Regions from separate parts of the Homo sapiens genome. Here all the other regions are linked to region 2. A link is a contact called in ENCODE Hi-C or POLR2A ChIA-PET data. All regions are on one chromosome and are shown on one strand. Each heading gives the region's core, a stretch centred on a gene start or an enhancer-like site at or near the end of the contact. The rest is flanking DNA. Distances are from core to core; before and after follow the strand shown.

The links. Hi-C counts contacts between places; a loop is a spot of excess contacts on that map. ChIA-PET counts read pairs that join two places held with the same protein, here RNA polymerase II (POLR2A). Pooled maps may share reads with other maps.
Region 1: a pooled map shows a loop between it and region 2 (8-fold over the local background). The contact joins the promoter of LTA here to the promoter of BRD2 in region 2. A Hi-C loop is called at or near these places in 6 of 50 pooled maps. POLR2A ChIA-PET finds 5 or more read pairs at or near these places in 9 of 52 experiments (CD4-positive, alpha-beta T cell, CD8-positive, alpha-beta T cell, HCT116 and 6 more).
Region 3: a map of naive thymus-derived CD4-positive, alpha-beta T cell shows a loop between it and region 2 (10-fold over the local background). The contact joins the promoter of MSH5-SAPCD1 here to the promoter of BRD2 in region 2. A Hi-C loop is called at or near these places in 2 of 168 maps with a recorded cell type or tissue (both naive thymus-derived CD4-positive, alpha-beta T cell), 5 of 37 single-sample maps with no recorded cell type and 17 of 50 pooled maps. POLR2A ChIA-PET finds 5 or more read pairs at or near these places in 7 of 52 experiments (AG04450, BJ, Caco-2 and 4 more).
Region 4: a loop to region 2 is called in a map of ascending aorta, with 6 times the contacts of the local background. The contact joins the promoter of DDX39B-AS1 here to the promoter of BRD2 in region 2. A Hi-C loop is called at or near these places in 2 of 168 maps with a recorded cell type or tissue (ascending aorta and chondrocyte) and 13 of 50 pooled maps. POLR2A ChIA-PET finds 5 or more read pairs at or near these places in 14 of 52 experiments (CD4-positive, alpha-beta memory T cell, HEK293, MCF 10A and 10 more).
Region 5: a loop to region 2 is called in a pooled map, with 9 times the contacts of the local background. The contact joins the promoter of BAG6 here to the promoter of BRD2 in region 2. A Hi-C loop is called at or near these places in 3 of 168 maps with a recorded cell type or tissue (HL-60/S4, gastrocnemius medialis and right cardiac atrium), 1 of 37 single-sample maps with no recorded cell type and 22 of 50 pooled maps. POLR2A ChIA-PET finds 5 or more read pairs at or near these places in 8 of 52 experiments (CD4-positive, alpha-beta T cell, CD4-positive, alpha-beta memory T cell, HEK293T and 5 more).
Region 6: a loop to region 2 is called in a map of prostate gland, with 9 times the contacts of the local background. The contact joins the promoter of PRRC2A here to the promoter of BRD2 in region 2. A Hi-C loop is called at or near these places in 2 of 168 maps with a recorded cell type or tissue (ascending aorta and prostate gland), 1 of 37 single-sample maps with no recorded cell type and 15 of 50 pooled maps. POLR2A ChIA-PET finds 5 or more read pairs at or near these places in 2 of 52 experiments (CD4-positive, alpha-beta T cell and MCF 10A).
Region 7: a pooled map shows a loop between it and region 2 (7-fold over the local background). The contact joins the promoter of HCG27 here to the promoter of BRD2 in region 2. A Hi-C loop is called at or near these places in 7 of 50 pooled maps. POLR2A ChIA-PET finds 5 or more read pairs at or near these places in 3 of 52 experiments (HepG2, activated CD4-positive, alpha-beta T cell and naive thymus-derived CD4-positive, alpha-beta T cell).

Annotation. Positions count from the first base shown.
Region 1 is chr6:31,570,923-31,573,622 of GRCh38, reverse strand. It overlaps LTA (lymphotoxin alpha), which reads right to left and starts at 1,334. Exons shown (of 4, transcript NM_000595.4): 1 at 1,177-1,334; 2 at 782-889; 3 at 590-695; 4 at 1-342. The coding sequence starts at 880. It overlaps LOC100287329 (a long non-coding RNA gene), which reads left to right and starts at 920. Exons shown (of 2, transcript NR_149045.1): 1 at 920-1,040.
Region 2 is chr6:32,967,214-32,969,913 of GRCh38, reverse strand. It overlaps BRD2 (bromodomain containing 2), which reads right to left and starts at 1,320. Exons shown (of 13, transcript NM_005104.4): 1 at 858-1,320. It overlaps LOC124901302 (a long non-coding RNA gene), which reads left to right and starts at 1,393. Exons shown (of 3, transcript NR_190904.1): 1 at 1,393-1,769. RefSeq lists enhancers at 1-87, 1-405, 1,704-2,243.
Region 3 is chr6:31,738,498-31,741,197 of GRCh38, reverse strand. MSH5-SAPCD1 (MSH5-SAPCD1 readthrough (NMD candidate)) reads right to left here and starts at 1,250. Exons shown (of 29, transcript NR_037846.1): 1 at 1,136-1,250; 2 at 585-744; 3 at 1-35. MSH5 (mutS homolog 5) reads right to left here and starts at 1,193. Exons shown (of 25, transcript NM_172166.4): 1 at 1,136-1,193; 2 at 585-744; 3 at 1-35. The coding sequence starts at 731. RefSeq lists a silencer at 491-709 and enhancers at 489-1,120, 1,121-1,751.
Region 4 is chr6:31,540,895-31,543,594 of GRCh38, reverse strand. DDX39B-AS1 (DDX39B antisense RNA 1) reads right to left here and starts at 1,291. Exons shown (of 2, transcript NR_133675.1): 1 at 1,199-1,291; 2 at 457-886. It overlaps DDX39B (DExD-box helicase 39B), which reads left to right and starts at 1,592. Exons shown (of 11, transcript NM_004640.7): 1 at 1,592-1,645. ATP6V1G2-DDX39B (ATP6V1G2-DDX39B readthrough (NMD candidate)) reads left to right here. Exons shown (of 13, transcript NR_037853.1): 3 at 1,447-1,645. SNORD84 (small nucleolar RNA, C/D box 84) reads left to right here and starts at 2,417; the gene lies at 2,417-2,494. RefSeq lists a silencer at 935-1,850 and enhancers at 1,164-2,085, 963-2,162.
Region 5 is chr6:31,651,364-31,654,063 of GRCh38, reverse strand. BAG6 (BAG cochaperone 6) reads left to right here and starts at 1,403. Exons shown (of 26, transcript NM_001387994.1): 1 at 1,403-1,640; 2 at 2,288-2,408. The coding sequence starts at 2,301. It also overlaps a transcript of APOM not described here. RefSeq lists enhancers at 795-1,374, 1,375-1,954, 1,955-2,534.
Region 6 is chr6:31,619,429-31,622,128 of GRCh38, reverse strand. PRRC2A (proline rich coiled-coil 2A) reads right to left here and starts at 1,414. Exons shown (of 31, transcript NM_004638.4): 1 at 1,271-1,414.
Region 7 is chr6:31,196,375-31,199,074 of GRCh38, reverse strand. HCG27 (HLA complex group 27) reads right to left here and starts at 1,315. Exons shown (of 2, transcript NR_026791.1): 1 at 1,193-1,315. RefSeq lists enhancers at 1-452, 2,590-2,700.

The DNA.
Region 1 (2,700 bases), core at 85-2,584, 1.4 Mb after region 2:
TGGATAGCTGGTCTCCCTGGGTGAGCTGGAACGCAGCCCCGTGGTACATCGAGTGCAGCCAGGGTTCCTGCAGCCCTGGATACACCATCTTCTGGGAGCTGAGGAGAGGCACATGGAAGGGGTACTGGGAGGAGAAGAGCTGGACCTCATGGGCCAGGTAGAGTGGGGAGGAGGTGGCCTTGGGAGAGTAGGCTTTCCCAGAGAAGACCACCTGGGAGTAGACGAAGTAGATGCCACTGGTGGGGACCAGGAGAGAATTGTTGCTCAAGGAGAAACCATCCTGGAGGAAGGCACGGTCCGTGTTTGCTCTCCAGAGCAGTGAGTTCTGCTTGCTGGGGTCTCCTAGGAAGAGCCATAGGGGATGGGGGTGGGAGATCAGGGGTCTGGATCAGAGGTCTCAATCCCTGAGGAAGTGGGCACTGAACAACTGAGTTCCTGGGGGATGGCAGGGGGAGGCATAGGAGTGGGCTCCCTCTGTTTTTTTTAGCGTGGGGGAAGTTGGGGGAGAGGGGTGGATGCTTGGGTTCCTGAGGCAGGGGTAGGAGGAGAGCTGGTGGGGACATGTCTGGGAGGTCAGGTGGATGTTTACCAATGAGGTGAGCAGCAGGTTTGAGGGTGCTGTGGGCAAGATGCATCTTGGGGTGCTGACGGGCAGTCTGGGCAGCTGAAGGTGTGAGGCCAACACCAGGGAGCCCCTAGGGGAGAACAGAGTTGAGGGGGGCTCTAGGGCTCAAGGTTTGGCTGAGCCACCCCAGCAGCCCCCATTCTCCTGCTGCCTCACCTGGGCCCCAGGCAGCAGAACCAGCAGCAGCCCCAGAAGGAGGAGGTGTAGGGTGGTGCCACACACCCTTGGGAGGAAGAGACGTTCAGGTGGTGTCATGGGGAGAACCTGCAGAGAAAGAGAGAGAGAGAGAGAGACAGTGAGCGGGGCGGGGCACGCGGCGGAAGACAGACCTCCCGCCCTGGGAGAGAGCACCCCCCGACCCCCGAGAGAGAGATCGACAGAGAAGGGGACAAGATGCAGTCAGAGAAACCCCAAGGTGAGCAGAGGGAGACAGAGAGAGACAGGAAGGGAACAGAGAGGAATCATGGCAGAAACAGAGAATGTGTGACAGAGACAATGAGACTGACAGATGGAGAGTCAGAGACAGAGAAGGAAACCAAAACCAAACCCACCAAGGCCCAGGCCCAGGCAGGCCGGGGATCCAGGCAGCAGGTGCAGGAGGGACCGAGGCCCAGGCAGAGGGCAGGACACTGCTGGGCGGTAGTCCAAAGCACGAAGCACGGGCAGCCCAAGGAGATGGGGCAGGAGAGCCTCACCTGCTGTGCGGAGCCCCTGGGCCCGGACGCTCAGGTCCCTTTATAGAGGAAGCGGCAGTGGCAGCGTGGCAGGCAGCGGGCGGGTTCTAGGTCGGGGCTGGGGCCCGGGGAAGCCCCCAGGGCTTAGAAGATACTGCTGTTTCAGTCAAAGGCAGGAAAGGCTGAGGCCTAGGAGAGAACCACAGGCTGGGGGTTCAGGCGACTGAGTTCTGGGAAAGGGAGTCGGGTCAGGGGAATCGTGGGCTGGGAGGGCCAGGGAGTGGGGTCAGGCCTAGAGTTCCAAAGAAGGGACAGTCAATTCAGAGAGGAGGTGGTTGAGCAGCTGGGGTGTGAGCTGGAGGCCCGGTTCCCTGAAGAGCAATCATATATAACATCTCTGCACCCTTGGCTGAGTACAGGCTTCTCTCTTTGCCCATTTCCTTCTCTTGTACCCCTGTCCTTGTCCCAAACAACTCAAATCATACTTGTCCCAGTATACGGACTTTCCAGCCCATCTGGCAGGTTTCACATCAAGAAGGTCCATTATATATCCCCTTCATCGGGGACATTCTGGTGTTTGCCTCTTGTCCAGGTGAAAATATTAATGGATCCCCCTTCCACTCTTGAAAGTGTCCTAGTTTGGAAGATAAATTTTTTGGTCCCCTTACTCAGAGATGATGCTGGACAGTCAAGTATGATGAGGTCTCATCTCACTCCTGAAGGATGCCCTCCATCTCTTCCTGACTTCAGGTGGCTTCCACAGAACAGATTTATATAACCCCAAATAAACACACATTCCAGGATCAATGTGGCAGACACCTTCCAAAGTTTTCTACAAAGGAAGTTTCAGAATTCCACATGGGTGAGGCTTAAGGGTGGTGACTTAGGGTGGGGTGGGGACAGCTAAGGGACTTGTTCTGAAGCTGCATTTGCAGAGCCAATACATTATTTTAAAATTGTTCCAGGCCTGGTGCAGTGGCTCACACCTGTAATCCTGGCACTTTGGGAGTCTGAGGTGGGCGGATTACTTGAGGTCAGGAGTTTGAGACCAGCTGGCCAACATGGTGAAACCCCATCTCTATAATAAATACAAAAATTAGCCAGGCGTGCTGGTGCGCATCTGCAGTCCCAGCTACTCGGGAGGCTGAGGCTGGAGAATTATTTGAACCTGGGAGGCGGAGGCTGCAGTGAGTCAAGATCGCACCACTGTATTCCAGCCTGGGGGACAGAGCAAGACTCTGTCTCAAAAAAAAAAAAAAAAAGTTTCCAAAATTTTTTTCCTTTTTATTGATATGTAACTTAGGTATGAGGTGGACACCTCTTAAGTGTACAGCTGATGAATTTTTCCATCTGTATGTAGCCACCACCCAGCTCCACGTATTTTCAGGTCCCCAGCAGGTT
Region 2 (2,700 bases), core at 71-2,570:
GGAGAGAACTGTTCAGGACTGGGGGAGGGGATGAGGGAGGCGATGGAAGAGGCCACCCTGGAGAAACCCGAAACCTTGGGAGCTGTGAAATCATTCCAGGTCCCGAGCCTCCCTCGCATCTCAGACCATGCTGTCTAGACCCCCTACTGCCAGCACCCACCTTGGGCCTGGTTTCTGTTCCTAAGCAGACCTCAAGCTTTCAGCTTGTAAGCACCCCAGCCTGGAGTAGACACGTGCTCAGTAAAGACCCTACAGGGGCAAAAGGCCCCACAGGCCGTGTCCACGTGAATGCACACAAATTCGGTAAGCGACTCGAAGCGTAACCTCCAGCCTGCGGTGTGACGACTGGAGCTCCCCTACCGCGGACACAAAGGGCGCACAGCAATGCTCCCTCCAGAGGCTCTGGGGAGAAAGGAAGTTGGCGCCTGGGAACAACCTCAGTTCACAACATGGGTGGCCAACTCCTAAAGCATTCACATCCACGGGTAGGGGCCACAGCCACCACTCCTCAGCCCACCGCCAGGTCACCCCTCCCTCGGCCGCCGATGGATCCCTTCTCACCTGGCTCCCGGCTGCTGTACCCCCAGGGGACGAATGGAATAGGGGGGGCCACACCGCCCCCTAACCCCTTTGCCCTCCAATGGGTACGGAGGCATGAGGCTGGCCATTCCCCTCCCCCCCCATGGCCCTCTCCCGCTCGCCCCCCCTCCACGCTCCCATTGGCTGTAAAAGGTTTGAAGGACAAATCTTCCCACTCTCAGGATTCTTTCCTGAACCCCAAGAATCCCCCTCCCGGACTCCCCACCATTGGTTAAGCACTTGACTGACATCTCCGCCCCACAAGGGCCCCTTCTCACCTGGATCCTAAAGCCTTCCAGGGGGCCTCCAAAGTTGCCCTCGGCTTGGTACGGGGTATGTAATCCGGGGTGTCAACCCCCCCCCAGAAAACGAAGCCGTGCTGGGGGAGGGGGCGTAGCCCCCAGCCCCTCCCTTCCCGAACGGGCTGGGGGGGTGGGGAGAGCATCGGGGCCGCGCGGCCACGTCAGCAGCACCCAGATTGGCTGACCGGGGTCACGTGCCCGCTTCCCCCCCACCCCCCGCCTTTCCCCCAGCCACGAGGACCAGCTTTCCGAACGTTCCTGGGGGTCGCGCCAAGGGGCCAAGGGGGCCGCATGGCCCAGGCCTATGTCCCGAAACCCAGAGCGCTATAACGCTGCTGCTTGTCCATATCCCCAGCTTCCTATCCCGCAGTCCTGGACTCTGTCCCCCCCACTCGCCTCTCCATACGAGTTCAGCATGGCTGCCGCAGACCAGGAACACACACAGCGCAGGCGCAAGGGTGCGCCCTGACTGGGGGAGGGGGAAGGAGGGCCAGAGGCTGCGGGGAGAGCCGTAGTGCGCAGGCGTCCGGACCGGAACCGCATCTCCGGCGGCGGGGCTTGGAGCGCGCGCTTTTCGTGGGGCGGGAGCCCGCGCCCGGGTGCTGACCTCCTGCCTCAGCGCCCCCTCCCCCACTACCCGCGGCCTAGCGGGGTAGCCTCGGGTGGCCAGGCTTGTTTCCTCCTCGGTGGGTGTAAGGTGCGGCTTCGCTGGTCCTGGCCTGAATCCAGCGGAAGCGCACGCTGCTGAGCTGTCAGCGGAGGAAAATGGGGCCTGGACCTGGAGATATGAGGGTCTGGAGAGAGGGGCCCCTTCCCTGGTGTCGTGTGGTGCGACCACTGGAGAGGGAGTTTCTCGCCCTCGTCGCGCCTGCCGCGCGGAGAGATAAGGTGCGGACCGCAGATGTGGACTTCGTATTTGGCTTTAGTCTTAGGCAGCCTTAAAATCTCTCCGTGCCGTGAACCTACGCTAGACTTTTCTTTAGTGAGACCTGTGAGTCCCTGGACCGCTCTACCTTCTACGATATTTACCAGCTGATAACTTTTCCTTCTCTATTTATTTCGTAGTGGACCGTTTAAACCTCTTATACTCTTAAAGTTATGATCTCTCCTCTCCCAAGCTTGAGTGAATTCCCCCCAAAATTTTGGAACTGGTAACATAAAATGTTATGGTGATTCAGTTGCCAGCTAAAAAGTAAGCCTTTAATTTGTCATTAGCCGATAACCTCTCCCTTGATTACCCAGAGTATGGTCCAGATTTTCACGCTGCAGACCCTAATCTCTCCTCACCGACAGATGGCACTTCACAGAACAGAAAGGCCAATTTGCAGAACTGGCTTCCCATTTCCCACCTGCAAACTGGGTCAATTGTGTATTCCTTTCTCATTTCACTAGAGGTCCTCCCTTCGGTTTGAGGAAATCCTTTACTATTGACCTGGTCAACCTTCTCTGTTACCCGGAAGCTGTCTTCCCTTCTCCCCCTTTTGACCTTTTTAAACTTTTCTCTTGGTTTCCCCGCTGACAGAAAGATAACAACCCTCTCAATATCGTGCCCTCTTAGAGACTCATGTCTCTCGGCTTCCTTGCACAGCCAAGACCTGAAATTGAAATTATCCTTACTATCTCAATTCTTTGTCACATTCTCTTTCCCCATCCCCACTCTTCAAGCTACCTCTGTCAGGCTGCTACCACCAAAACTTTTCTGGCAGATGTCACCAAGAACCTCCTAACTGGCAAAGTCAGGAAGCACTTTACAGTTCTCACTTTATTTGACCTCTGAGGCATTCGACATTTGATCATGTTTCCTTCCTGACATTCTCTC
Region 3 (2,700 bases), core at 1-2,500, 1.2 Mb after region 2:
AAGTATCCTGAATTCCACAGCACACACAGATGGATCTGTCCAGCAAGGAAGAAAGGAAATCACTATTAGAATCACTCATAAGTGTAGGGTTTACCATGTCTTATATAATTTAATCATTTTCTCAAATCTCTGAGATAGGCATCATCACCCCCATTTAGTGAATGTGAAACAGCCACTCAGGAGGTAAGAGACTTGCCCAGCTCTTCCCAACCCTGTTTTTTTTTTCTTTCTTTCTTTGAGACGGAGTCTTGCTCTGTCGCCCAGGCTGAAGTGCAGTGGAGCAATCTCAGCTCATTGCAACCTCCGCCTCCCGAGTTACAGTGATTCTCCTGCCTCAGCCTTCCCAGTAGCTGGGATAACAGGCACGTGCCACCACGCTCGGCTAATTTTTATATTTTTAGTAGAGACGGGGTTTCGCCATGTTGCCCAGGCTGGTCTCCAACTCCTGAGCTCAGGTGATCCGCCCGCCTCAGTCTCCCAAAGTGCTAAGATTACAGGTGTGAGCCACCGCGCCCGGCTCCCAACCCTCTTTTATTCTAACTTCCCATCAACTCTCCATTCAAGTTTCTACTCCCCTCAGAGACCTCGGCCAGCTCCTCCTCCTCCTCGACTTCCTCCTCCTCGGCCTCCCTGGGGCCCGGCACTGGGGCCGGGCTGGGGAAGCCGGAGGAGGCCGCCCCAGGTCTCGGTCCCTGCGGTGTCCTCCTTGGGTTCGCTCCTAAGGAGGCCATGAGCTTGGAGGCTCTGCGGATGCAAAAAGTGAGGGCGGTTCGGAAGCAACGATTCACAGAGGAGGCCGGGGTAGGGTGGCGCGCAGAATGCAAAGCACTAAGTACTTCTGCTACAGGGCTGCGGGGCAGGGCTGAGGGGCGTGGAGAGCTGTGGACACAGGAGGTGAATTCTCGGGTATTTAACTAAAGTACAGATTGTGGGAAACTCCACGCGCCCCACCCTCATTCCTGTCACGCGGAGGTTACCCTTTGGAAGGAAGGGGTCTGAGGGCCCTGTGGGGCGAGTCGTGCACGTCTTATGTCTCTGCCTCTGCCAACCACGCGCCAGGACCCCAGCCTCACGCGCTTATCTTCCTCCTCCCCCAGCTGCCGCCATCGCAGCGTTTTCCCGCCTTTTCAGTAACCTGAGTCGCTACAGGTGGGAGAACGCCCCGCTGACCGACCGCCACGAGCCTGCAAAAGGAGCGCGCCGGCGCGTGAGCGAGGTGCGCGCGCACGCGCCCCGCCCTCCTAACCGCTGTTGATTGGAGAGGCCCGGATCCAGCCTAGAGATCCGACAGGGCGAGGAGGAGAAGCGGACTGCCGTAGCTGAAGAGTCTGGACGCTGATTGGCCTATTTGCCTTCGGGGCGGGTCCAGAACGTTCAAACTTCCCGCCCTCTGCCGTTGCTTAGCAGCCGGGCCTCTAGCACTCACTGTTTCTGGGATTTGATTGGCGCAGTGGGAAGCCCGCGAGAAGGTCGGACCAGGGTCCGTAGTCCCAGTCCCTGGAAGGGGTTTGGGACCGTTGCGGGGGTTTTGAGGGGGAGGCCAAACTTAAAGAGCCAGAGGCGCTTATTTTTTTTCCTGCAACAACTCTTAAGTTAATATTTGTACCCTCTGAGTTAATATTTATACAGAGCTTAGAACAGTGCCTGGCAAACAAAGTAAGACCTAAATGAGCGGTGTTTCAAATAAATAAGCGGAAACAAGCAGGACTTCTGTCTCAGCCCTACCGTGCCTGTTTCCTGGGTACAGGGTATGACCACCCCCATAATGGCACGACAGGGCCTAATTTATTATTTAAACCCTTCAAGCAGAGGTGGAAGCATTCGAATTACATCAAATTCTGGCAGAGAGAAGTAGTTCTGATCAGAACACTCACACCCCTACTGGGACATGCCCATACCCCTTCGCACTTCTACACACCCCTGAAGACAGAGAGGTATCTATCATTCATGCATTCGGCAACTATTTAGTGCCTATTTTGGGCCAGGGGTTGGACTCAAAGCGGTGAACATAATGAAGTCACTGCTCCATAAAGCTTATTTGTGCGTCTGTGTGTGTGTGTGTGTGTGTGTGTGTGTGTGTGTGTGTTGCGGGGGTGGGGTTATGAGGGAGAAAGAAAAAAAATATATATATATATATATATAATCCCTTTAAATGCACCATCCTCCCCAGCTTTGTTCCTAGTACCCTGAGATGGGGAGATTCCTCCCCAGCCCCCCAACCCAAGAAGTTAGGAAAGATGGTGGGGGTGAGATGACCTAGCTGTGCTAACCAGTAATTGGAAAATCCCCTCCAGCAAGAAAGGTGGGGGAACAGAGTTAAGGGCTGGGTTAATGGTTACCCCTGGCAAATCTGTTGAGCAATGGAGCTATAGAAACTTGGAGGAGGTTGGTGACAGCTCTGGGGAGTGTCAGGGAGGGACCCACCTTCCAATCTGGGGTGTGAAGAGATTAGGGACTAGTTTACCAAGCCCAGGAAGGGGAGGGAGTGGAAAGAGAAGCCCAGAGAGGGAAAGAGGAGCTACTGAGATAGGAGAAATGCAGGGACAGGGAGGTGAGATGGAGGGAAACCTCTGTTGCAGGATTTGGGGGTACAGCCCTGGCTCTGCTGGATGGTTCCAGGAGAGGGCAGCGTTGCCTGTCACCTGGTAAATTAAGGCACGATACCCTGTGGGTAGTCATGCCAGCCAGCCAAAGTCAATA
Region 4 (2,700 bases), core at 42-2,541, 1.4 Mb after region 2:
CACTTATCGATACTTGACATTATATTTGTGTTTATGTGTTTTCTTTCCTGTAATGTAAACACTGTGAGAACAGGGCTGTTCACCGTTGTGTCCCCAGATCCTAGGACAACATGTGGCACAAGGGAGGCAGTTGATAAATACTTTTGAATAAATTAAATGATACTTGGGAAAATACCTTCTATGACACCATTCTTGAATTAGTTACTTCATTTGTCACTGAAGACAAGCTTACTTCACCAAGAATTTGAACCAATAAGGTAACCTGCAGTGTATTTACTAACCAGATTCTTTGAGCAGGGAGGCAGAATACAATAGAGAATGAGAGATGTTTGCATCCTGGCTGTAACCTCACCAGCCGTACTGCTTGAGATATGTTGCTTTGCTTCGCTTCTGTCAATAAGATGAGAATAACGGTACCTACTCCTTAGTATTAAATGATTAAGTATGTTAACAGGGAGAGGGCCAAACGTTTGTTGTTTTATTACACAGCAGGACATCAGGTCTTACTTTTGTAGCTCCCCATCTCAAAGACGGGGATAGCAAATGTTTCATTCAGGAAAAAAATCCAGGTTGAACAATGGGGCTGTTGGGGCGGGGCCAAGAACATTCTGCTCGAATTAACAGTATTAATGGGCCGGGCGCGGTGGCTCACGCCTGTAATCCCAGCACTCTGGGAGGCCGAAGTGGGTGGATCACCTGAGGTCATACATGGGTGAAGCCCCGTCTCTACTAAAAAAACAAAAATTTGCTGGGCGTGGTGGCGGGCGCCTGTAATCCTAGCTACTCGGGAGGCTGAGGCAGGAGAATCGCTTGAACCCGGGAAGCAGCGGTTGCAGTGAGCCGAGATCAGGACATTGCACTCCCGCCTGGGCGACAGGGCGAGACTCTGTCTCAAAACAAAAACAAAAACAGTATTAATGGAATGTAGTATAACCCTCAAGCCCTACTATTAACACTTGGGGCCGAATCCAGACCCCGTCTTCCCGCTCGGATTCAGAACACCTTCCTGACTCACTGGCCCTAGGGCATCAGCTACCTCGGACAGCATCCTTTTGGGAAAATACCGCCCACCAGCCCCACGACTGGGAAAGAGTCGGGAAACACCCCCGAGCAATCCAGTTCCCTGAGACTTCCCTCCTCCCTCCCCTCAGCTAGGGCCTGCCGGTTCCTAGTGCGTGCCCAGCAGTCCTCAGGTCACCTTCACTACCGGGCCAAGGACCCCGTGGGAACTCGCAGCCTTCGCCACACTCGTTCCTCGCGCATCCATGGAGGGGTGCCTACAGAGAAGACCTGCGTGGCAAAAACCTAAACGAAGAGATGAGGGGCATGGAGAGGAGTAGGATAAGAGAATAAAGATAACAGTGGGGGGGAGACGTTAGTTTCCTTTATATCTTTTGTTACTGGCGGTAGCAGTGAAGTTAGAAACGGTTTTAAAACAAATTTCAGACAGGCATTTTCCAAAGGCAAGCCTGGAGCGCACGGATCTGTATAACCGCGGAAGGCCCTGTTTCCGGTCCCTTGCGCCTGCGCTCTTGCAGCCAAGAAGGCGGGAGGCTGGAGTAGAGGGAAGCCTGCAACCGGAAGTGAAGGCAGATTTCCCTCCTTCGTCGCTGTTGCTGCCGCCATACGCGCTCTCCCTGTTTAGGTAAGCTTTGGCCTTCGCTACAATCCGTTTCCATCTGCGCTTCTCCGCACCCATCCCGTCACATGGGTTCCTGATACCCTTTTCACAGGCGATGGTCTGGTCGCTGGGGCCTAGTTGGTTCGCTATTTCCTTAGCTTGCATCCCTTTCGAGAGCAAAGAGCTCCTGGGGGAAGGAAGGGAAGCTAAGGGGGGACCCAATCCAAGATGGTGTCCTCGGCGCCATTGTGTTCGTTTTGCTCCCTTCTTCCAATGGGTTCTTCTCATATTGGAGGCCTCAGCATCAATGAGAGGCGGCGCTCGGCGTCCCTTGGTCTTGGTATTTGCGGAGGGCGGGGCTCTTCTCACCTTCCTTGTCCTTTCTTGAGCTCTTTCTCGGCCCTCGGTGGGACTGGGAGGAGGAGCTGGTTTCTGGGCCCAGTTGGATTTTTCTCACCTTGACTTGCCCAACTTAATTTGGAGTGCCTTCCAAGTGTTTACGATACGATTGGTGTCATTGTATGTTTCTCCAAAAGGAGTCTCACCTTCGTAGCGTAACAGTGATGTGAGACCACTTGGTAAAGATCCTGTTAAAGCCTGGGCGGGGATTGCCTTTCTCTGTCACCTATTAGCTTTCTTATTGTAGGGTGGAGACATGAATTTTGTTTTTTTGTGGCCGAGCCATTTGTCTTGCACCGCCCCTCCCCCCCATGCTAATTACACAAGGCTTGCTTAAACAGCGGAAGGGAGGATACTGAGAAGTGGGAGGCTGAGAGCTATGGGAGGTGGACGGCGGCCATATGATGTTTTCTTTTCGAAAGGTGAGCGCTTTGCGCAGTGATGACCCTCATCTATCACCCTTGACTGATGGCTGCTGAGTTAGGCATCCATAACGGTGGGATTATAATAGGGAAAGCGGAGTCTTCCTTTGAGGACTTTTCAGGACTCTACTTGTCATCTCCATTTTCCACTTTACTAAGTTATTAGTCGTATTTTACCTTTTATTATCTATTCTATTTCCTCACTGTTACTTTCAGATCAAGAATTTATAAGTTGGTCTTCCCCTTCCAACTTTTCTG
Region 5 (2,700 bases), core at 154-2,653, 1.3 Mb after region 2:
CATTTTGGCCAGGCTGGTCTTGAACTCCTGACCTCGTGATCCACCCGCCTCATCCTCCCAAGTGTGAGTCACTGCGCCCGGCCGAAAATTTTTGTAATAAAAAGCTAAAATGTGGTTAGGCACAGTAGCTCACACCTATAATCCCAGCACTTTGGGAGGCCAAGTCTGCAAGACCAGGCTGGGCAACATAGCAAGACCCCATCTCTATAAAAATAAAATTAGCCAGGTGTGGTGGTGTGCATCTGTGGTCCCTACTAGGGAGGCTGAGGTGGGAAGATCGGTTGGGCTCGGGAGGCAGAGGCTACAGTGAGTTGTGATTGCGCCACTGCACTCCAGCCTGGGCGACAAAGCGAGACCCTCTCTCAAAAAAATAAGCTAAAATGTTAACAGCTTTTTATTGGGGCAGTAAAGTACAAGTGCTCGATCTGGAGTCCTGTAGGCCTGGATTTGTCAATTCTGACACTTATGTTCGTCTAAGTGTACTCACTTAAAAAATGTTAAAAGCTCGTTAAAAGGCTTTTTAAAATAATACACAAAACCCGTAGTATATGGGCTGGCACAAGTGCTCATTAAACAGCTGCTTATTAGAACTCTTAACTAAAATATAACCAGGACCTGGGTATAAACTACGAATCCCAGAAAGGTTGGACACCCCAACAGCGATGTGTCTTTCTGGAGGACTCGCAGTTTCGCGGGGCCGAGGCCCTTGGCCCAGGGCAGGTTAAGAGAAGAGGGCACGGAGAGGCGGTAATGCCTCCACCCCCGGCCTTCGGAAGCACGCTGGCCGGCCTTTAAATTCCCCACGGTCAGGGTCTTGTCTTTCTGTCCACTCGGACTCCATTTGCTCCCAATTCTCAAACTCGGAAGCGCCTCTTTTCTTGACAAGTCGTGCAACTTAGTAGCACGTTTACTTTTCCTAAAACGTGTCATGTCCCCTTGGCCACACACCGACGAATGTGACGCCCACAGCCCTTAAAACGCCCACCCGGCAGAACCGAAATCTAGCCCAACCAAGCAACCGAGAACAAAATTGACCAGTGCCGCCCCCAAACGCCTACTGAAAGAGTAACTTCCGGAGGCACAGAAGAAAGGGCGCAGCGAGGGCAATAGGGTGGAGAAGAGTTTTAGCTGGCTAGGACAGTGCCGCCTGAAATTATCAGCCTGCCAAGATTTAAACATAGATGAATGTGGCATAATCCCCCATCTCCAAAGTCCAAGGTCCATACGACCGTCCATAGCCCCTCTCGAGGCAGTGGTAGAGTCCCAGCTGGTGACTGTTTTTCAGGCATTTACGGTAGCCACCTCAATCTTCTAGCGCTCAAGCGCGCGCACAGACGTGAACGCCGCCAGAGGGGGGAGGGGGTGGGGCGATGCTTAAGTGTCCACGCATCCGTAGTGCGACGCACGCAGGCGTAGTACGGTCCCCCGGGCGACAGCGGTGGCGGCTCCTCGGGGTGCTCGGCTCCCTCCCACCTAGGCCGGCCCCGGCCCGACTCGCCCTCAGAAACTCACTGTTTGGGGCTGCGGACTTTCTCGTCGTGCCCCACAAAAGTAAAGCTTGGGGACCTGGGGGGAGCCGGAAGTATCGCTTCGAGATCCCCAAATACTATCGGGGAAACGGAAGTGGCCGTCGGTGGCAGGTTTGGGGGAGACCGGAAGTGACGGTCCGTGGGGAAGTCGGGGGCGGAGCCGCGGGGTGGTGGGTGTGTGTGTGTGTGTGTGTGTGTGTGTGTGTGTGTGTGTTTGGCTGTGGGTTAGTTGTGCCGTTCTGCTGGAACACCGTGGGAAGGCAGTAGACGCGGGCAGTCAGCTAGCAGGTCTGTCGCCCCGTGAGTGCCGTTTCGGGTCTATAGTGAGTTAGGAGGGTTCGATGGGCGTGGCGCGCGTGCGCGAAACCACTTTCTCCGCAGAGTGTGGGGCGACCACCGCTTTCGCGTTGTCCCAGGATTTTCCGACCTCTGGGGCGCTTGTCCTGCCGTGACCGGTGATGACACTAGTCTCTGGTCTCGTGCTTCCTTCCTAATCTGACTGGCTCCCTGCTTATTGTGATTGGCGTCGTGGAGCCCCTCCCACCTCTCGTCCTCCAGCTCCCTAAGCCGTCGATCTCCTGCCCTTTGTGTTTCTCTCCCTGTGCCCCGGAATCAGAAGGGGGATGGGGACAGGTGTGAATGTGTGTGTGTGCAGGAGAAACTTTTTAGGTATTGGGGCAGGGATTAATGCTAGGGAGTCTTTCGGGTACACTCTGGTCTGGGCAACAGCGGGCCTTCCTTCCTTCGTTCTTCTTTAGAGACCTGTCGGCCATGGAGCCTAATGATAGTACCAGTACCGCTGTGGAGGAGCCTGACAGCTTGGAGGTGTTGGTGAAGACCTTGGACTCTCAAACTCGTACCTTTATTGTGGGGGCCCAGGTGAGACACCTCACTAGTTCTGGAAGACACCTTTAGCTTTTCCTCGTTTAGGCCCCTTAGCCTGAGAGATGAGCTTGATTTTCTGGTCACCAGATTTTCTTTTTTTTTCTTTTTTTTGAGATGGAGTCACGCCCTGTCTTCCAGGCTGGAGTGCAGTGGCGCGATCTCGACTCACTGAAACTTCCACCTCTTGGGTTCAAGCGATTTTCCTATCTCAGCCTCCTGAGTAGCTGGGATTATAGGCGTGTGCCACTATACCCAGCTGATTTTTGTATTTTTAGTAGAGACGGGG
Region 6 (2,700 bases), core at 165-2,664, 1.3 Mb after region 2:
GAAATCCTCATAGAACAACTAGGGCTGTACATACTCCCAGGCTATAGGAACCTCAAGTATTTGAAATATCCCATCTTTTCCTAAACTTGCTCCTGTATTGGCTCCTGGAAAAAATCGCCTCCAGATGAAATACTGTTTTACCATATGAAGAACTGAGAAAAAGCATTATGGAGCCACCTTAGCACCCTGTAACCATGGGCCAGAAAACAGAGGGCCAAGGCCAGAGCCATCTTCGTTTTCCTATCCTCATTAAAAATGTCCATCACCAGTGTTTCTTTACTCGATACCTCCAGCTCCCTAAGCAAGCCGGACGACAGGTCTCTCAGTCCATTCCAGAGTGACCAGGCATTCGTTTATGGACGGGAACAGTGTAAAGAGATGAGAAATAGTGGGGAAGAAAGCAGGGAAATCCAGACAGGCCCAGAATGAAAGCTAAAATTGGGGAGAAAGAACTTTATGACAAGCTAGAGATAAGATGGATGTTGCTTCGTAGGTGTTTGAGGAGGCCAATCTGTGAAGATAAATATATGAAGGGAAAACGAATACAAGAGTCATGTAGCGAATAGACCAAAACTAACAGAAAATAATGAATACGAAAGCAGGTGGAAAATATATGGAAACAGGAATGGCAAAAAAAAAAAGGATGTAGACAACGAAGTAAGGGGGCAGAGGCCCAAGAAGAAAAACGGGGTTGGGGGAGAAAGGAGACGAGGAACAGGAAAAATGAAAAAGCAGACATAGGGCGACTGAGCAACATAGAAAGCAAAGATGCTGGGATAAAAGCAGGATTCTAGAGTGGGAGTGGCTCGACACGAAGAGGGGCGTCCAGAGGGGGGAACACAGCGCTGGATGATAGGAGGGGGTCCAATATGGAGGAAAAGCGCCCTTCCGAGAGAACCGTCGGGCGCGGCCCACCACCACGGGGCGGCAGCCGGGGAGGGGGCCCACAAATGGGGGTGAAAAGCCAGGAGCGCAGCGGAGGGTAGGGAGTTACGGACCCAGGCGCAGGGGTCACCCCCTGAAGCCAAGACGGTGGGTGGTTAGGGGCAGACTACGGATCCTGAATGAACTGCCGGAGGTGCGGGTCCCGGAGTAGAGGTACCGGAGGGGGAGGGGCAAGCAGGCCCGGCAGCAGGAGGACAAAATGGCGGCGGCTAATGGCAGCTTCTCCTCCCCCCGGCCCACCACCGCCGCCGCCGCCGCCACCGCCACCGCCACCACCTCTCCCGCGCCGGAAAAGGGCGTCAGCGCACGGTTCACCCAGACTCACCTGGCCGGGTGCGCGGGGATCCGGGACCCGGGCCTAGGGGCTCCCCGGGACGGGATGGCGGTGGGGCGGGGGAGGATGGCGGCGGATGGCGCCGGGTTCGGCTCCTCCCGTCTCCCTCGCTCACTCCGCGGCTGAGCCCCGACTAACGGCCCATCCGGGCAACCGCCGCCCCCGGGAGCACCCCCTCCCACCTCCCACCTCCCTCCGCGCCTAGACACGCCCCTTAATTTGCATAAAGGGCGGGGCACTTTCTACCCTAACCCTCTACTTCCAGGGCTGTCTTTAGTTTAAAAAAAAAAAAAAAAGGGCCGGGCGCGCGGAGCATGCGGAGGTTATTTGCATAAAGAGGAGGGACTTAAGGGCACTAGGACCCCGATTGGCTAAGGAGGCGGGCCCCCAGCGTCGGCCGTTGAGCCGTGTTGAGGGGGCGGGAATGCGGTGCAGGTCGGCTGGGCGGTTGGGACGCAGAATTTACACGACGAATGTGGGAGAAAGAGGCGGAGCGTGCGTCGGACGTTAGTAGAAAGATGGGAGCGGAGAGACGTTGGGACGCCAAAAGTGGAAGGCAACGACACACGGCCCGTGGCGCCTTCAGCTAGGGAGAAAGAGAGAGAGGACGGGGGCTGGCGGGCGGGATTAGCTGCCGGAGGGCTGAGTTTCCGCAGGCCTGGTAAGAGTTCCAGCTCTCGCATCCCTTTGCCGTGAGTTTGAGGAGGTGGTTGGAGCGGGGAAATGCACCAGAGGGGCGGGGCCTTCCAGTTATTATATTACGTCATGCAAATGAGGTGGCTAGACAGACCAATCCAAAGGCCCCGGGAAGCGTTTCGTCCGCACCACGCAGCGTAGGCATTCTTCGGGCAGTTCTACCTATTTGCATAATGTATGCAAATCATTTGAACAAAGATAGGCTAGGAATGACTCGTTCATCAAAATATGGGCAACCATCGACTAAGACGGACATTTAATTTTATAACCTATAATTTTCATGAATAAATTTTTATATTTGAAATTATTGGGAATTTGTAATTTCTTAACAATGGGTTTCATTTTGTGAAATGCAGTACTGTTACCCTCCTTTGTCTCTTACTACCCGATTCTAGAACTCTCTGCTCCCATCAGAGTTATACCCATTCAACAGATCATTCAATGACTATGATTTGAAGGCGCTGGAGATAATGCACAGGATATTATAGAAGTAGAGAAATAAGGCCTGGCGCGGTGGCTCACGCCTGTAATCCCAGCACTTTGGGAGGCCTAGGCAGGTGGATCACGAGATCAGGAGTTCAAGACCAGCCTGGCCAACATGATGAAACCCCATTTCTACTAAAAATACAAAAATTTGCCCTACGTGGTGGCGGGCGCCTGTAATCCCAACTACTCGGGAAGCTGAGGCAGAGAATTCCTTGAACCAGGGAGGCGGAGGTTGCACT
Region 7 (2,700 bases), core at 66-2,565, 1.8 Mb after region 2:
CTCTTCTTTCTTTCTTATTTTTTGACACAGGGCCTCACTCTGTCACCCAGGCGGAGTGCAGTTGTGGGTTAATCATGGCTCACTGCAGCCGCGACCTCCCCAGGCTCAGGTGATCCTCCCACCTCAGCTTCCGGAGTAGCTGGGACTACAGGCATGAGCCACCTCACCCGGCTAATTTTTTGTATTTCTGGTGGAGAAGGGGTTTCACCATTTTGCCCAGGCTGGTCTTAAACTCCTAGGCTCAAACCATCTGCCTGCCTCACCCTCCCAAAGTGCTAGGATTACAGGTGAGCCACCACACCCAGCCAACTGCCTTTATTTCTGTAAGAGATATTTCCCGGCCAGGCGCGGTGGCTTACACCTGTAATCCCAGCACTTTGGGAGGCCGAGGCGGGTGGATCACCTAAGGTCAGGAGTTCGAGACTAGCCTGGACAACATGGCAAAACCCCGTCTCTACTAAAAATATAAAAATCAGCCGGGCGTGGTGGGGGGTGCCTGTAATCGCAGCTACTTGGGAGGCTGAGGCAGGAAGAATTGCTTGAACCCGGGGGGGTGGGGGTTGCAGTGAGCCCAGATGGCGCCACTGCACTCCAGTCTGGGTGACAGACCAAGACTGTCTCAAAAAAAATAAAATACATAAATAAATAACAATAATAATATGTAAGATTTGTCCCACGGCATTTTGAGGTGATGGCAGGCAGAAATAAAGCCAGTCCCACCCTTTCTGGGCTAGGGAAAGCTGAGATGGTCTTCGGCTCCGGGTGAGTCACTCCCCAGGGTCCAGGCCTGGCTGCCCGTTCCCCTCCCCCTCCAACCCACCTACAGCCCCTTCTGCTCTGCCCCATCAACTACATTTTCTCCCTCAGCACTCGCCTTAGATTCCTGGACCCACAGCACAGAGGCGACCTCCTCCTTGCAGACTTTAGGCGCCACTGCGGGGTCCGGAAAAAAAAGAGAAACGGCCCAGCGCTGTCACTTACATAACCCAGGGCGGGGCTGCGCTCGGCGACCGCAAGCGTTTTGAATTCTGCGCCCCAGAGTTCACTGCGAGGACTGGGATCACCCGTCACCCCGCCCTGGTCTACGGAAAATGACAAGTGTTTACTGATATAGAAACGGAATAACGGCGCTGTGGGCTGGGGTGGGCGGAGCTGCCTTCAGGCTTCTGGTCTCCAGCGGCGGGGAACTCACACCTGCCGCTGTGAAAATGCAGACCCGCGGGGCAGTAATTCCGAGTCCAGCCTGGGGCGCGATCTGGAATCTTGACTCGCTTGAAACACCACGACGGATTCGGAGACAGGTGAGTAGAGAAATGAGCCTCAGCCCCTCCCACGGGCCGCCCACGGATTCCAGGATCCGGAAACTCTTCCTGCTGCTGCGTCACCCCAGGAAGGCAGCGCCCGCCTCTGGGCAGTTCTGATGGAAACTGGCTTCGCCGCCCAGAGGAAAACCCACAACTAAGGGGCCAAGAAAAAGCCTCCATGGTCCCGCCCTTTCAGTGAGGATCCTAATTTATACCCCGAGTGTGGCCCCCATCAAAGTCTGCAGTGACAGCCGAGCGCGGTGGCTCACGTCTGTAATCCCGGCACTTTGGGAGACCATGGCGGGCGGATCACTTGAGGTCAGGAGTTCGAGACCAGCTTGGCCAACATGGTGAAGCCCCTTCTCTACTAGAAATACAAAAATTAGCCGGGTGTGGTCGTAGGCGCCTGTAGTCCCAGCTACTCGGAGGCTGAGGCAGAAAAATGGCTTGAACGCGGGAGGCGGAGCTTGCAGGGAGCCGAGATCGCGCCACTGCACTCCAGCCTGGGCGACAGAGACTCCATCTCACACACACACAAAAAATGTAGAGTGACGTTCACTGAAATGATACTAGACCAGCGGGAGGGACCCAGAGCGCTGCGGTTCACAGAATGCGGTGACAGCGCCGCCTCGCGTCCTTTACTTCAACTGCCCCAGGCAGACGTGGTCACGTGTGTTGGCCTGGAGGCTGGAATACACCGGGGTCAAATGCAGAGTGGAGAAAGGAGGGAAGGATGGGAGGACGTGTTGAAGAAAGACAGTAAGAGCTAGCGCTATGGTTCATATCTGTAAAACTAGAGTTTTCGGAGGCGAGGCAGGAGGATCGTGTGAGACCAGGAGTTTGAGGTCGCAGTGAGCCGTGATCACACCACTGCACTCCAGCCTGGACGACAGAGTGAGACCCTGCTTTTATATACTTTTCATATTTTCTGTAATTAAGCAAGTTTTGTGTCCGGAATTGGTGGGTTCTTGATCTCACTGACTTCAAGAATGAAACTGTGGACCCTCGCGGTGAGTGTTACAGCTCTTAAGGTGGCGCGTCTGGAGTTTGTTCCTTCTGATGTTCGGACGTGTCCGGAGTTTTTTCCTTCTGGTGGGTTCGTGGTCTCGCTGGCTCAGGAGTGAAGCTACAGAGCTTTGCGGTCAGTGTTATAGCTCTTAAGGCGGCACGTCTGGAGTTGTTTGTTTCTCCCGGTGGGCTTTTGGTCTTGCTGGCTTCAGGAGTGAAGCTGTAGACCTTCACAGTGAGTGTTACAGCTCATAAAAGCACTATGGACCCAAAGAGTGAGCAGTAGCAAGATTTATTGCAGAGCAAAAGAACAAAGCTTTAGCAGTGTGGAAGAGAACCCGACTGGGTTGCCACTGCTGGCTCGGGCAGCCTGCTTTTATTCTCTTAT